Linked DNA regions of Mus musculus: region 1 is linked to region 2. A link is a loop called in an ENCODE intact Hi-C map of the cell type or tissue named here. Cell type or tissue: left cerebral cortex. All regions are shown on one strand.

What was found. Hi-C counts contacts between places; a loop is a spot of excess contacts. Peaks named below come from ENCODE experiments on the same cell type or tissue, not always from the same donor. Only the 100,000 strongest peaks of a DNase experiment are listed, where the experiment ranks them.
Region 1: a loop joins it to region 2, with 10 times the contacts of the local background. A loop is called at or near these places in 4 of 42 quality-filtered maps.

Annotation. Positions count from the first base shown.
Region 1 is chr10:97,278,648-97,286,647 of GRCm38, forward strand. No RefSeq gene overlaps it. Among named protein-coding and RNA genes, the nearest start is that of Gm34044, 47 kb to the left of the region's middle. In left cerebral cortex, no CTCF peak of the experiment used is centred here; a DNase peak (open chromatin) is centred at 4,365; H3K27ac peaks cover 607 bases.
Region 2 is chr10:97,073,489-97,081,488 of GRCm38, forward strand. No RefSeq gene overlaps it. Among named protein-coding and RNA genes, the nearest start is that of 4930556N09Rik, 42 kb to the left of the region's middle. In left cerebral cortex, a CTCF peak has its summit at 4,576; DNase peaks (open chromatin) are centred at 4,655 and 4,830.

The DNA of each region.
Region 1 (8,000 bases), 210 kb after region 2:
CTTTACAGTAAAAGATAATTCCCATAAGACTCTTTTGTTACACCATTTCATATTTCCAATAAATGGACACCAAGAGAAGATTAGATGTTCAACAATATCATTAGGGAAAATGAAAGAGAATCTAGAAAATGTGTGAGGTCTGAAGGTATACAATACTCATTTGATCTCTAGGGAAGAGGGTCTGTGTGTGTGTGTGTGTGTGTGTGTATGTGTGCCCTTGTGAGCATGTATGCACATGTATATGTATTATAGTCTTAACTACCCTACAACCTAGGAAATATTCAGTGGGGATAGGAGAAATCAACCTTGCTTTCTTCCTCCCTCTCTGCCCCCTTGCCATGATTAGTAATTCACTACCTCTGGGCTCTTTGGCCAATAACAACACTGCTTGAAGCTGGGAGCTACAAATTACTCTCTTACCCTATATACCTTAAGCGGCTTATGTCCATGTGGAATTAAATCACCCTTTTTAACTATTATTTTAATCTTGTGAGTATGGAGCTGGAGTCTCTTGAAAGATTGCTGTTTAATTTGGGTAGCGTTCAGTAGGTTTCTGAGAAGTGAGAAGTACATTTCTTTGACAATTAGACTGTGAGAAGGTGAATGTAGATTTCCACTGATTTGCCTGTTTGTGCAAATGTGTTCCAGGCATTTCAAGATGAAGATACTCTGATACCTAGTAGCTAACTCAAGGGCAAATAAATAGAAATAAAAGAAGAAATATTCTTTAAGAACCATGTTAGTATAAGACTAATTTCATTCCTGTCCATTACTATTTTATATCTATTTTACTAAAGTAGAAACAGGCTCAGAGAGGATCCATTAAGGAGTACCGATGATCAAAGTTAAGAAGCTGCACTCCTGCCTCTGCCTCCTGTTGCTTGTGAGGATCCTTAATGAGAGGCTGTGGTCCATCTTTCACAGGAATGGGAAATGAAAGAGTTCATTTATAAAAGAAAATTGTTATAAGTCTCCGATCTGTAGGCTTTTATTTTTTATGGAATTTTCAGCTCTCTAGGGCCAGCCTGAGTTGGGACAAGACAAGGAGCATGAGCAAACGCTTTCCACACACAGCCTCTGACCCAGCCAAAGACCTCTTCCTTCTCCTCCACCCAGGTAAGTGTAAATTACCTTGGAAAGCTCCACACCCATTTTCTAATTTGCTTCTTTGGCTTTCATTGCTTGGAATTTTATAGATTCTTAGCTTAGTTTGGGACTTGCTGTTGCATCAGTTTATATGAGTTCAACATAATATGCACCTTTTTATTCATTTATTCAAAAACTCATGCTGGTACAAGGCTCTGAATCAGCACTAGGTGGGTAGACCATGCTTGCCCCCCACCTGGTTGCAGAGCCCATTCTCAAGTGAGGTGTGGAAGCTGCACCTGCCAACTGTAGCTAATGTGAGTATGCTGTGGAAAATATCCAGAGCTAGCCCATGCACCAGGTGATCTCACTTGCTCAGTCTCTTGCCCGCCAAGTCCCCAGCCCTGCTAGGCCACAGGGCTCCCACCAGGCCATCACTTGGACAGTCTCTGAGTTCCTCTTACTTTCATGCAAAGCCCCATGCACCCCTGGTTAACCATCTCAACACCTAATTACCTGGTAGAATCAAGTCTCTTAATGCTTAATAAGCTAGTCAGATTTATGTATCAATAATAACATAATTTACAAGATGCAAATACAATAATTTCAGAGCCAAATGATAATCATAAAGCTTTAACGCAATTATTTTAACCTTTTGATAACACCAAGTCGTCCTCCATTTTTTTATGCTTCTCTTTCTTTTTTTATACTTTTTATTAGGTATTTTCCTCATTTACATTTCCAATGCTATCCAAAAGTCCCCCATACCCTCCCCCCCACTCCCCTACCCACCCACTGTACTGGGGCATATAAAGTTTACAAGTCCAATGGGCCTCTCTTTCCAGTGATGGCCGACTAGGCCATCTTTTGATACATATGTAGCTGGAGACAGGAGCTCCAGGGTACTGGTTAGTTCATAATGTTGTTCTACCTATAGGGTTGCAGATCCCTTTAGCTCCTTGGGTACTTTCTCTAGCTCCTCCATTGGGGACCCTGTGATCCATCCAATAGCTGACTGTGAGCATCCACTTCTGTTCTTTTTCTCCCTCTCCTCCTCAGACCTATCTCTCTGATTCAACTCCTGGCTCTGCCTCCCTTCTCCTGTCCAATCACAAGCCTCCCACTGCTCTACTGTGATTGGACAGAGAAAATCCTACTTGCAGTGTACAGTGGAGAATCATAACCAAGTACCTTACTTTGTAAGTTCTCCCATCCTCCTAATCCCACCCCCACAATCTGATTCTGAAAACAGTTCTCAAAACTGTTGCTTTCACTACATATAACAATACCTTTTAAAAAAGCATGAGTTAGCTCTTGCAATGATCTCTGTATGCCCTGACCTTACATTATATCTCTATTTCCTTCTCTATATATTTCTGCTGCATAGGGACACTCCACGTGCTCTCAAATTTTCATACATACTTTATTCTTTATATAGAATGCTGCATTTCTGTTTTATTTAAGGAAAATATCTTCTAGTTTTCTATGACCATAACACATGGTCCTTTTACTAAGAAACCTTGCCCCAGTCATGAGACGGATTGGCCCTTTTCAGATCACTGTTGCCTCATGATACAAACTATCTATCATAAAGTACCTTTCAGCTTCTATTTCAGGAGCCTTTCTTTCTCTTTCTTTCTTTCTTTCTTTCTTTCTTTCTTTCTTTCTTTCTTTCTTTCTTTCTTTCTTTCTTTCTTTTTTTAGGTATTTATTTCATTTACATTTCTAATGCTATCCCAAAAGTCCCCCACACCCTCCTCCACCCACTCCCCCACCCACCTACTCCCACTTCTTGGCCCTGGCGTTCCCCTGTAATGAGGCATATAAAGTTTGCATGACCAATGGGCCTCTCTTTCCACTGATGGCCGACTAGGCCATCTTTTGATACATATGCAGCTAGAGACACAAGCTCCGGGGGGGGGGGGGGTACTGGTTAGTTCATATTGTTGTTCCACCTATAGGGTTGCAGATCCCTTTAGCTCCTTGGTTACTTTCTCTAGCTCCTCCATTGTGGGCCCTGTGATCCATCCAATAGCTGACTGTGAGCATCCCCTTCTGTGTTTGCTAGGCCCTGGCATAGTCTCACAAGAGACAGCTATATCTGGGTCCTTTCAAGAAAATGCCTCTGTATTTTAGAATTTCTGGTGTTAACAAAGGAATTAAGGAACAAATGGAAGTCTAGTTGACTTGATTTGTTTAAAGACTGAGATTATGAAAATTTTGTTTGCATTATTTGATGATAATATTCATAGCCATCCAAGTAGGTCACTTAATCTACCTAAATAAGGGTGCTAATTTTTTATTGCTTAGATTATTAATGAAAATGTAGATAAAATGTAATAATAGATGATAATCTAACCAGGAATTATCATTGTATCAGAAGTATGTACAGACAGAGACCGGGTGATCATTCAGTGATTAGAAGCAAGCACTGGCTGTTTTCATTAAGGACTCAAGGTTCAGTTCCTAGCACCCACATGGTCACTCATAACACCCTGTATCTCCAGTTCCAGGAAATTTAATGCCTTCCTCTGACTCCCATGGTCTTCTATACAAAAGCAGTACACAGATATTCAACAGGGTTCACATACATGCACACAAACAATCTTAAACAATGTGTCTTATATCAATCAATCTTAAACAATAAGTTTACAGACATAGCTCACTTTCCATCTCCTTCATTCCTTCCTTCCTCCCCTCCCTCCCTCCCTCCTTCTTTCCTTCCCTCCCTTCCTCTTTCCTTCCTGACTTCTCTCCTTACTTTGTTCTTTCCTCCTCTTTTGCTGTCACCCAAATACTTCCTTCTTCTCCTCTGTATTCATCTTCTTCCCTATCTGTCTCTGTCTCCTTCCTTGAACCCTCCTTCCTTTTGTGACAGGATCCACTTATGAAGTCCAGACTAACCTCAAGCTGACTCTGAAATACAATGACTGGCAAGTGGTTAACCCTATGTCTTTTCGAATGTAACAATGCAACTTATCTCAAATTCAAGATTTGGGAAAAAATTACTTGAGAGATAAATGAAAATCTCCATGCCCTTAAAAATAGCCGAATGTGGGCCACTCCTAGAGCTGTTTGTTTTTAAATGATATACAGTGAAAACACAATTATTAAGAATGAGAAACCCAGCTGTGATTTGGGTCTATCAAATTTCGGGAAGTTGCTTTTTTTTCACTATTTATAGTCTATGGAAGCTAAAGTCTACTTTTGTAAGAAAATTTCCTTCAATTTGAAAGTCAGTGTTTATTTTAAAAGGGGAAGAATCCATATGGTTTTGACTCCCCCACACTTGACTCATCCAAATGCAGTTTTGTAAGAGCTGTTTGAAGTAGAAAGCTTTTTGAAAAATTTTTTATGAGCTTTTTTGTCTCTTTTCCTCCTCAGAAAAGGAAGTGATGCTTTGCCAAGTATAAACAAAGTTAATCACTAAACAATTTTATGTCCTAAAATAATGAAACTGGAGTGCGTGTTGAATTTGACAGAAGTAACTCTTTCATCCTCAATGAAATTGTTGCCCAAACTTGTTCAGAGACAGCTTTCTCGGAAGGACCACTCCTGGCAAAAGCAATGCCACTCCACAGGCTTCCAGGGAAACACAGGACAGTAGCTGCATCTTTTGTTTCCCGCCCAGAGTATACTTACTGCATTTGGGGGCAGGGGACACACAGAAGTCACAGAAGAAGGTTATTAAATGTTATGACTGGGCCAAATAATTAGCTCTCAGGAACATAAGTGATGAAGCCATGCTACATGGGTACCTTTCAGGACTGTGACCTGACCAGTAAGTCCTGGACAGTTAGAACATGTTCCTATGCATGTTTTCATAATGAAATCTAGAATCATGGTCAGGACACTGAGGCCTGCTGGCTGAGAGCAGCTATTAGCTGCTTTCATAAATAAAGTTTTATAGACATAAGCAAACCCATTCATGTCCATATTGCACATGCCTGGTTTTGTTTTACAAGGATAGCCACCATCTGAAAGGCAAAACATAAGCTATTTTTAGTATAAGCCTTTTTATTAATTCTTTGAGAATGGTCATAGAATATACTTTAACAATATTCACCACCAACTCCTCTTCTTAACTCTACCCAGATCCACCCCCAACGTCATGTTTTTGTGCCCCCCCCCAAAAAAAAACTACCCATTAGCTCCAATTTGTGCTGTCCATGAAATTCCAGGGATAGGGACATCCACTGGAGTGTGGTCACCCTACTAGGGTTTATACTTTGTTTCCTTAAGTGATCTTTCCCCCAAAAGAACCATCAATTGTCCATATATCCTCAGTTATCACTGGGGTTCATGAAACCCCTCCTACTCCATGCTGACTGGTTTGATCTTGTGAAGGTCTCATGCAGACAACCATGGCTTCTGTGAGCTCATGAATACAGTGGTCCAGTTATATCCAGAAGATACTGCTTCTCAAGGTGCCTCTCTGACCTCTGGTTCTTAAAGCCTTTCAATACCTTCTTCCTTGGTTGTCTCTGAGGCTGGGGCAGCAGATATGAGCACAGGTGAGCATTCCAAGGACATTTCTTCTGTTGACTCTGACTACTAGTGATAAGCCAAAATTATTACTGTGTCCTTTCCACAAAACAAGGTCATGTGACTCCTAGTAAGGTTCATACAGAGCACATATGTAACACTGATCTGCTAAACTTTTACTGTGGTTCAAATGGTGATTTTTTTTAAAAAATAAAATGCTGTTTTATTTTTCATTACCAAACAAAGCCTAGAAGAGGACACTTATACACAGCCAGCCACACACCCCAGCACCCTGAAACAGGATATTATTGTTTTTTTATATGTGACATAGGTATCAATGAAGAATAAAGCAGCAATGGGGCACGTTGCTGTAATTCCAGAAGTTAGAGACCCAGAGCATGAAGGCTGCCAGAAACATAAAGGCAGGTTGGGCACATAGTGAGGTCCAGGCAGCCTGGGCAGGAAGGCTCTTGTCTCCCAAGACAAAAACAAGTGAAAGAAAGAAAGGAGAGTGAGAGAGGGAAGGGAACAAGAGGAAGGAGTAGAGGGAGGAGAGGGAAAAATAAATCAATATGAACATGTATACTAGGCATTATATCATATTATTCTTCAATGTGAGACCTGGACAATTCCTGAATATTTCCACACTTACAGCTTTTTGTTGACCAAGCATTTCAAGGATTTGAAAAATGTACAAGATTTTCCCATTGCTGACATATTTAGCATAGATTTCCCTAGTGATCATCTGTCCCCTGGATTACTGCCATCACAGAAGAAAGTCAATCAAACTCAGGTATCCTTGCTTTGTCCTGGGTTGCCAAAGCTGAAATGTTTTCATGCTTTCTATATGGTTCTCAAAAAGCACTTCTATTGTTTCTAGGTTAGCCCATTTCTTTTTCTGTAAGATGGAGATAATATTGCCTACTTCATGGAGAGCATTTGAGCATTAAGGAAACTAATATATGTGATGTGTTGAGGGCAAAGCCTTTTCTGTCTGTCAAACCATATAAAGAGCTCCAGAAGCAAGCTGAGTGAGCAGGGCTCAGTGTATGAAAACTTAGTGCAGTAAAGAGAACTACTATTCTACAACCATGGGGAAGAGAAATCTCAAAAGGAGATAAATGAGGAGGAAAAAGTGTGTGTGTGTGTGTGTGTGTGTGTGTGTGTGTGTGTGTGTGTGTGTGTGTAAAATACTTATATACATACACACATATAATTTTATTTGTGGTAGTACACATTGTACAGAGAACCTACTTAGCACCTTCATAGCACCTACTGGTCTCAGTTCCTTCTACCATGGTGTTTCCCAAGCCTTGGACAGCTAAGGTGAGGGGATGATAGTTGACCCATGTGGGCTGTTATAGCAGGAGAAACATAGCTTGGTAAAAGGCTTTGTGCAAGTATTGATGAGTAAGAAATCCATTAATCTTGCTCTGTACTTTGCTTTTGTTGAGTGTTCTTTCAGAAAAACTTACATTTTTAGGTACTTTGTAGCTCTACCCTGCTCCTTTTCTTCTTCTTCCTTCTCCTGCTCCTCCTCCTTCCCCTCTTTCTCTCTCTCTCTCTCTCCCCCACCCCCTCTCCCTCCCTCTCTATCTCCCTCTGCCCCTCCCTTTCTTCCTTCCTCTCTCTATCTTCTTTGTTCTTGGACTATGCAATATTGAAAAATATTGTATTTCTAGAGTTTCTTTAAGACTCTTTGCTTCTCCAAGTCTACCAATTTTATTTTTTTTGCCACAACCTTTTTCCAATTCCAATCAGTTTCCTGTCTGCACATTTGGATTCTAAGCCTGTCGTGATTAGATCCCAAACCAGTAGGTCTTAGGTTTTGGTCTTCTCCACTAGAGTAACAACTGGAGCTAAAACTCAGAAAGGGTCTTGGGTGCAGTCATTGTGGTAGGTGCCCATATTATACTAGAAAATAGCATTACCATTATTTCCCGTGTGCATGTCACATGTGTATATGTGCTTTTGTAAACTTGTGTGGGTTTGTATGAGTATGAGCACTGCATGTTGGTGTCAGATGTCATCCTGATACCAGATACTTGTTTTTCTGAGCCATTTTCATTGAATCTGAAAGTCATCCACGGGTAAGAATTGACTGGACAGTCATGTCCAGGAATCTTTCTGTCTCTGGAATTACAACTACACATTGGTATATCTTACTTCTTGTTTGTTTGTTTGTTTGTTTGTTTGTTTGTTTGTTTGTTTTTCAAGAGGGGTTATCTGTGTAGCCCTATCTGTCCTGAACTCACTTTGTAGACCAGTCAGGTTTGAACTCACATAGATCCCTCTGCCTCTGCCTCTGCCTCTGCCTCTGCCTCTGCCTCTGCCTCTGCCTCTGCCTCTGCCTCTGCCTCTGCCTCTGCCTCTGCCTCTGCCTCTGCCTCTGCCTCTGCCTCTGCCTCTGCCTCTGCCTCTGCCTCTGC
Region 2 (8,000 bases):
CTGATACACAATAGAAGTGAGCAGAGATTTCCTAGAATTCCATTGGGTCTACACAATCACAGTCCCATCTATGATATGCATCCTCTAACACATGGTGCATTAGTTAGCATTTCCTTACTTTCTAGTAATATATACACTAGATTCAAGTTGATTTTTTACCTGTTCCAGTCCTGAAATATTCTTCTCTTTGTCAATTAGCCATGCTCTTTTTATTAGAGAACAGCATTTGAAAGCTAAGATCTGAATGTTTGTTTTGCTTTTTGGTGCTGGGGCATCTGTTTCTAGCCCCTGTGTGCAGACAGAGAAGCAGGGCAGCTTTCATTACATTGCACCTCCTACATGCCAGACAAGATATAGGCACTATATATCATTTTATCTTCTCAAGGCAGTTTTATAGAGGTAGGGTTTATTAGACTCGTTTTACAGAGAAAGTAAGAGACTCCAATTACATACTATAGAACAAGGAGGAGAAAGAGCTACTGATAGAAGGTAGGTCTCTGGCCAGCAAATCACTTTAATTTTCCTTCAAATCAATAGGAATAGCCAGTTTTTATCTACTGCCCATTCTGTGTTCCTTTTTTCCTATTCTTTGCTTATTATTCTTTGCCATTATCCATTCCTTCTATTGTGCCCTACAGAGATTTGGTCTATATTGGTTAAATTCAGTCTGTAGAACTAATATCATCTTTTAAGTAGGTTTTAGTTCAATTATTAATCTTGTTATAAGATACACACTAAGAAATACCCTTCACAAAAAAAAGCATTTATAATTCTTTATTCATCAATATTCATCATATTGTACCAGTTCCAGTTTCAGGTGCTGGGTAGAATGATTAGTAAATTCCCCAAAAGTCCCACCTTCACAGAGCTTATGGTCTAGTTCTGAACAAAAGCTAACAGAGGTGAAAGATAGTAAGGGAATTCAATAGTTTATTTGATGCCCTGTGATAAAGTCAAGTAAAGAAGGGGCTGAGAAGAACTGGAGAGACTAAATTTTCAGTGAGCTGGTAAGGATCAATATGATAGCTGATGAAGGATGACTTGAGAATACCTGCATGAATAAATGAAGGAAGGGCACTGTGTCCAGAGAGAAAAACTGAGCCATGACTGTTCATGATTTTTGGAAATATAGAGTGAAAGGACCGAGAAATGAAAGCCGGGAGTGAGGCTAGCCTGGTCTACAAAGTGAGTTCCAGGACAGCCAGGGCTATACAGAGAAACCCTGTCTGGAAAAACCAAAAGAGAGAGAGATAGAGAGAGAGGGAGAAGTGTAACACACATGGAACTTTTAAAGCAGTTACAAAGGACGTGGCTTTTCCTATTCATAGTATGGATGATTATTTATTTATCTATACATTTATTTATTTATTGTTTGTTTGTTTGTTTGTTTGTTTGTTTGTTTTTCGAGACAGGGTTTCTCTGTATAGCCCTGGCTGTCCTGGAACTCACTCTGTAGACCAGGCTGGCCTCAAACTCAGAAATCTGCCTGCCTCTGCCTCCCAAGTGCTGGGGATTAAAGGTGTGCACGGCACGGAAGGTTTATAGAGTGCTTTCAATAGAGATATTACATGATATTTCTTTATAGAGAAAAATAAGACAAGATTGAGCCCAAGAGAATTGGGCATGGCTTGATATGATTCAACGATAATTTGGAACTACTTAGTAAATTGAGAGACAGAGGAAGATCGTCAAGATTCAGAGATACAACTTGAGTGAAGAAGATTTTCTTCATTATCAAGAACGGTCACAATTCAAAGCTCTTGCTCTGAAAGAGTGGAAAGAGGAGTTACTACTGTTTTAGGAAATGTTTTGAAACAGTAACTTCTCAGCTCAGGTTTGTATATGGTGGGTACTAGATCCACATGGACTTACACGATACAGCCTTTGTGAGCATCGAGGGTCCAGACATACATATATTTTTGAGCTTCCTTTTGGCAGACCTCAGTGTGTCAAAGCCACGATTAGCCTTTGTGTGGAGAAGAGACTGCATGAGAAGGCTGGGCAGTCTGAAATAGCAACATCAAAATGAGAAATTCAGGGGCTGAGAAGCTCACTCAGGAGTCAAAAGGCTTGTCACTTCTGTGTTAGGATTGGAGTTTGGATCTTGCCCAATGTAAATGCTCCATGTGTCTGAGCCCTTCTGGAATCCCAGCATGAAAATATTGAGACAGGAAGGTCCCCAAAGCAAGCCGCATCAGGGTCTCAGTGAGAGACCATGCATTACTAGATAGATAAACATGAGGCTGGGGATGTTTCCTGACATAAATGGCCAGTGTACACACACACACACACACACACACACACACACACACACACACGAGAGAGAGAGAGAGAGAGAGAGAGAGAGAGAGAGAGAGAGAGAGAGGGAGAGAGAGAGGGGAGAGAGAGAGAGAGAGAGAGAGAGAGAGAGAGAGAGAGAGAGAAAGAGAAAGAGAGAATGAAAGAGAGAGGAAGGGGAGGGGAGGGGGACAGGAAGGGGGAGGGAGGGAGAGACAGACACACAGAGAGAGGAATGTAAAAATAAAAACAAAACAACAAATATATTTTTTAAATTATGAAAGAATAATTCCATAAGAATCTATCAGCATTTGTGAAAACCCACCTGGAATCATCCAACTGTAAAGATATTAGTATGCTAAAAATGTACTTTCCATCTTCCTTCTGTACTACAATTTAATGGTCAACACAAAGCAAACCCAATAGTGATTTTGAAGGTCCTTTTTGCCCTTTTACCCTACAGGTCTTCTGAACATAAAGTATGGTTTCTGACTTAGTCTTTCTGTTGGAATCCACCGTGTGCCAAGGCATGTGTCTCTGTCCTTGTGTGTTTGTGTGCCTTTTCCTTGGCCCCTTTTCTTTTCTTGGCTTTGTCTCTTTTCTCTTATTTTGGTTTGTTTGTTTTGATTTTATCCTTTTATTTTATTTTGTTGTATTTGAGTATTTTTTAGATGCCTGATTTCTAATGAGAAAGAGAGAGAGAGAGAAAAGAGTGTAGATTTGAGCAGGAGGGGAGGTGGGAAAGATCTGGAAGGAGCTGAGGGAGGGAAAACCATAATCAGAATATATTATATGGAAAAAAATCAATTTTGAATCAATAAAACAAAAAAAATTGCTTTATTTTTCTCAACAACAGGACTTGATGATAATTTTGCATTTATCCCAAGCCCACTTTGTGTGCTGATGAGCATTTGTGTTTTCTGACTCCTCGGGTCTGAGTTGCGTTCTGCCTTTCCTAGGATCGGCTCTCACTTAAAAGGCTTCCTTCAGGAAGGTCTTCAGATGGTCAGCTAAACAGCTAATTAAAGGAGCAATTGCCAGGTAAGGTGGGACCTCGTGCACAGCCACCAACCATGGGTTGATAAAGGTGCAAATCTTGATGGGGAGAAAGAATGGTCTCATCAGAGTTTGCTACAGGGAGGTGATGAATCTTTCTTAGCGCCATGGCAACCACAAAAGGAGGGTCCATTTCTGTGATCACTTATGCTGGATATATGAGAAAAGTTCACATACATTCTTTAAAAAAAAAAAAAAAACCTTTTAAAAAGATTTATGTGTGCTAGTGTTTTGCTTGCATGTGTGGATGCTTTTTCCACATAAATGGGGGATCAATGTAAATGTGCCTAGAAGGGTTTGGAAGTCCCATCAAATGTTCCTAAAATGCCTGACAAGAACAGTGTCTTCTTCTTTTGTGAACTTCAGGAGGACTCGACAATCATGAAATTAAGACACTGCTGGCCTTTGGACTTGGAAGAGACATTTATTACTTAAGCCTGGTTTCATTAAAACAACTAACTACGTTGTTGTAAAAGGGGAGCATCAATGAAAGCCTTTACTCATCGCCTTTTCACGCACATATGTACCATCTACCTGCATACCTGACGCCTGCAGAGGTAAGAAGAGGGAGGTAGTTGGTTGGGAGCCACCCTGGGAATGCTGGGAGCCTAACCCAGGTCCTCAGCCAAGACAACAAAGTGCTCTTTACCACTGAGCCACTTCTCCAGCCCCTCACATTTATATTCTTCAAATATGCCTGTAGGCTTTCTCATTCCCTTTTGATTTCTGTTTTTAAAAATTAGCAAGCTTCCAGGAGGCTAATCCCCCTTAATTCTCATGTGGTTTAAATTAAATCTTAGCCTGGACATAAGCTGTGAATACTTTTATAAACCAGGAGCTTGGAGGGTAGATACAATTTTAAATTGAACTTTTTAATTTGTTTCCTGGCAATGTCTTTTTTTTTTTTTTTTTCTTTTTCTGGGCCTGAGGAATTTGACAGTGCCAAGAGTTGTGAATCAGTCCAGATCTCAACCAGATCTCAACCAAAACTGGCATGATGGGAAACAAATGGCCTTTGGAATACAAATGATGGAGGTCAGGGACTTGTTTTCTCATCTTCTGGAATGACTTTTGGAGTATGTGTATCAGGAAGTTGAGAAGGTTGAAAAAAAAAAAAAAGCCGAGTAAGGGATAAAATAGAGGGTTCATTTGAAAAATGGCTAAAAGAAAAATGCATTATGTTTAAATGTCTTTTCTACAAAAATTACAAATCATGAGCTGGAGCACAGACTGTGTTGCCATCCCTAGTGGAGAGGTAGATTCACGACAGCAGGAGCGCCGGGAATACATTTCCGTGGACTCCTTATGACTCAGAGTTGTTCATGTTAATTCTGTAATCCCTAAAAAGATCAACTCTATTTCTTTCCTTGGGGGAGTATTTTCAGATGGCTGTTAAAAGGCTTTCTTTTTCTTTCTTTCTCTTTCAACTGCTGGAGAGCAACTAGAAACAAATCTGTTCTTTCAAATAAATGTTCTGCCCATATGTTATTTTTCATGGGAAGCGATGGAAGTGTGAAGTCCTCTATTCTGCCTGCAGTCTTGCTCTGCCTGCCCAACCCCCACCCCACCATATGTAACACATCTTGAGAGAAGGGGAGGGAGGCTGAAAACAGTCCCTTGATCATTTGTGTGTGTGTTATTTGTGTGTTTTTCTAAAACAGAAATGTGGGGGAGGTTACTCATACAAAGAGTAGATGACCACCTCAGCTATTATAGAGAGTGTCCGAGGGAAGGGAATGAGCACTAGAAACAGCAACAACAACAACAACAAAAAACCATGTGATGGTTGTGAACATGAACTACAGTCCTTATATTTTCATTTGGTGGAAGATAGACATGCCAAGGGCTTCAGAAAAAAAAGAAAGTTGTGCATCTATTTGTGGTACCACCACCCACCTGTGTAATTTAAGAAGTTTCCCTGAATAAAGAGGAATGTACAGTGTACTTATGGATAATAATAAATAATCCATGGGCCAGACTGAGCGGAGTTGACCAGAGTAAGGGGGCCAGGCCAACTGGAGTGAGCTGGGTTGACCGGAGTGAGCAGAGGTCCTAAATTCAATTCCCAACAACCACATGAAGGTTCACAACCATCTGTACAGTCACAGTGTACTCATATACATACATACATACATACATACATACATACATACATACATACATACATACATACAGTGTTAATGGGTGAATTTAATAAAACCATTCCAGAAAAGTGATGCGGATATAGTAGGTGTTTAATGCACGTTAGTTTATTTCCTCTCAATCTTTCATAAGCAAAAAAAAAATCTAGTTTCTGTTTATGATTTATGGATTCTCAGCCAAGGCAATGAACAGATCCAGTGCATGTTGGACACTAAAAGCTTTACAGAAAATGTGTTCCCTGCTAGAAAGTTACCTTACGTTGATTTCTTTTAGCAAAACTTCCATACAGCTTGAAAACTTGGGCGTTTAAGTACAGACTGGTATTTTAGGAAAATTTAACCCCAGGTCAAATGTTTTACGTTGGGAAAATAGTCTTTGATGTTTGAAAGGGCCTGAGTGTTATGCCTAGAGCCAAATGTGTGGGATAGTTCACCCTTGCGAATTGAAACATCAAAAAAGATTTGCATTAATTTCCTGCAAACCAAATATGTAGAGTTTCATGCAGCTTTAATTGAAATGTAATAACTGTTTACAGACTTGACTGCACCATCTCCACAGAGTAATTGCCTTTCCACCCCGAGCAAATGGGGGTAATGTAAATGTGCCTAGAAGGGCTTGGAAGTTCCATCAAATGTTTCTAAAATGACTATTATGACTTCTCTTCTTTCCTGAACTCAATAAGAATTGGACTATTATGAAATCGAGACACTGCTGGCCTTGGACGTCAGAAGAGACCTTTACTACTTAAGCCTGGGCTCATTAAAACATGAAACTGTGTGGTTGTAAAAGAGAGCATCAATAAAAAGCAGCCACTTACTGCCTTTGCATACGCTCTGCACTGAGTTTAACAAGGAAGACGCACCTCGGCTGTTTATTCACAGTCTCTGTGTTCTCATCTGACATGGAGAACTGGTCAACTTGAAGTACTCTGTTGCAATGGGTCCTTTGAGACAATGCTAAGGAATCCTTTCAATGGAGAAAATGAAGAGCTCTTCCGCTCAATGCAGTGGAAAAGACAGCTCTTTTCTCTTAAGCAAAACAAAAAATAAAAACAATGAATATTTCAGATACAGCTCAATAAAAGAGAAGGAAGTTTTTGATTCCCCAATGCAAGGGCTTTAGAATATACTCAAAAGTGATAAGACTACCCAGTCTGCTTTTCTGATGTTGCACTAAAACTGATGTGTTAGAATGGCGGGTCATGTCTCAACAGCACACTAGACCAAGACAGTTCCACGTGGAAGAGGTTTTATTGGGAGAGAGAGAGAAAGTGGTGGAAGAAAGAGAAGAAGAGAGAGAGTGAGGGAGGGGCGTTCTCCTTATTTACATGGAAAATGACATAACGCAGGTAAAGATGGGATGTGAGCCAAGTAGATGCTGGGAATATGTTGTAGGTCGCGTAGTTGCCTATGTGATGTCATAGGGTTGGGAGGTCCTGATGCCAATATACCTCCCTTCTTGTTATTGTAAATAGAAGGAAAGAAAAAGAGAGGGGGAGCCGGGCGGTGGTGGCACACACCTTTAATACCAGCACTTGGGAGGCAGTGGCAGGCAGATTTCTGAGTTCGAGGCCAGCCTGTTCTACAAAGTGAGTTCCAGGTCCGCCAGGGCTATACAGAGAAACCCTGTCTCGAAAAAACAAAACAAAGCAAAGCAAAACAAAACAAAACAAAATAACAAAAAAAAAAAAGAGAAAGAGAGAGAGAGAAAGAAAAAGAGAGGGGAGAAGCTGATGGTGAAAAGGGAACAAGGGTGTCATGTCTCAGCAGCTGCTTCCTGCTGTCTAGGGCCGTTGTTCATTTTGGGGTGTAGGAAGGAAAATGTTTATGTTTCTACTCAGAGTTTTGGGGTACACCTATAAATAGAATTGATACAGACAGAATAAAAGGAGAAGAACGTGTTTATGTGCTTAAATGTTATACGTTATTGGTACCTCTGAGGAAGGGAAGACCTAAAGAAGATGAGCAATTTGAATTTTTATGTGTTGAATATTTTGTTTTATTTATATTATGAATATTCCTATTAAAATATATTATTTGTTACAATATAGATATAATATTATATTTATATTTATGGTATGTTTCATTTACACTATAATCTAAATATTATACATATATTTAAAAATTATATGTAATTTATATAAATGTGTATTGTATATTTAGTTATATGAGAAGAAGTAGGAATTGTGAAAACATAACCAAGGCTAGTGAATTGTTGAGAAGTATCCATAAAAATAAAGCCAGCTTACCAGGGTTTTCTCTAAGCAATTCTGTCCACCTTGACTCTCAATCCCTGGTGATAAGATGGCTGCCTTCCATACAGGACTTTATTGGACCTAATAGATTTTTAAAAACATTTTTCAGCTCAAAATAATCCTCATAGCCAAAGGGTATATTTTAAGAGAGTGTATTCTGCTGTCTTTCTGTCTATATTACAAGTTCTGAAAAACAGTAGCTTTCAGCAGTGGTTCTCAGCAAAGGTTAATTATGTCCCTTGGAAGGTGGGAGGTGGAATTGTGGGTCATG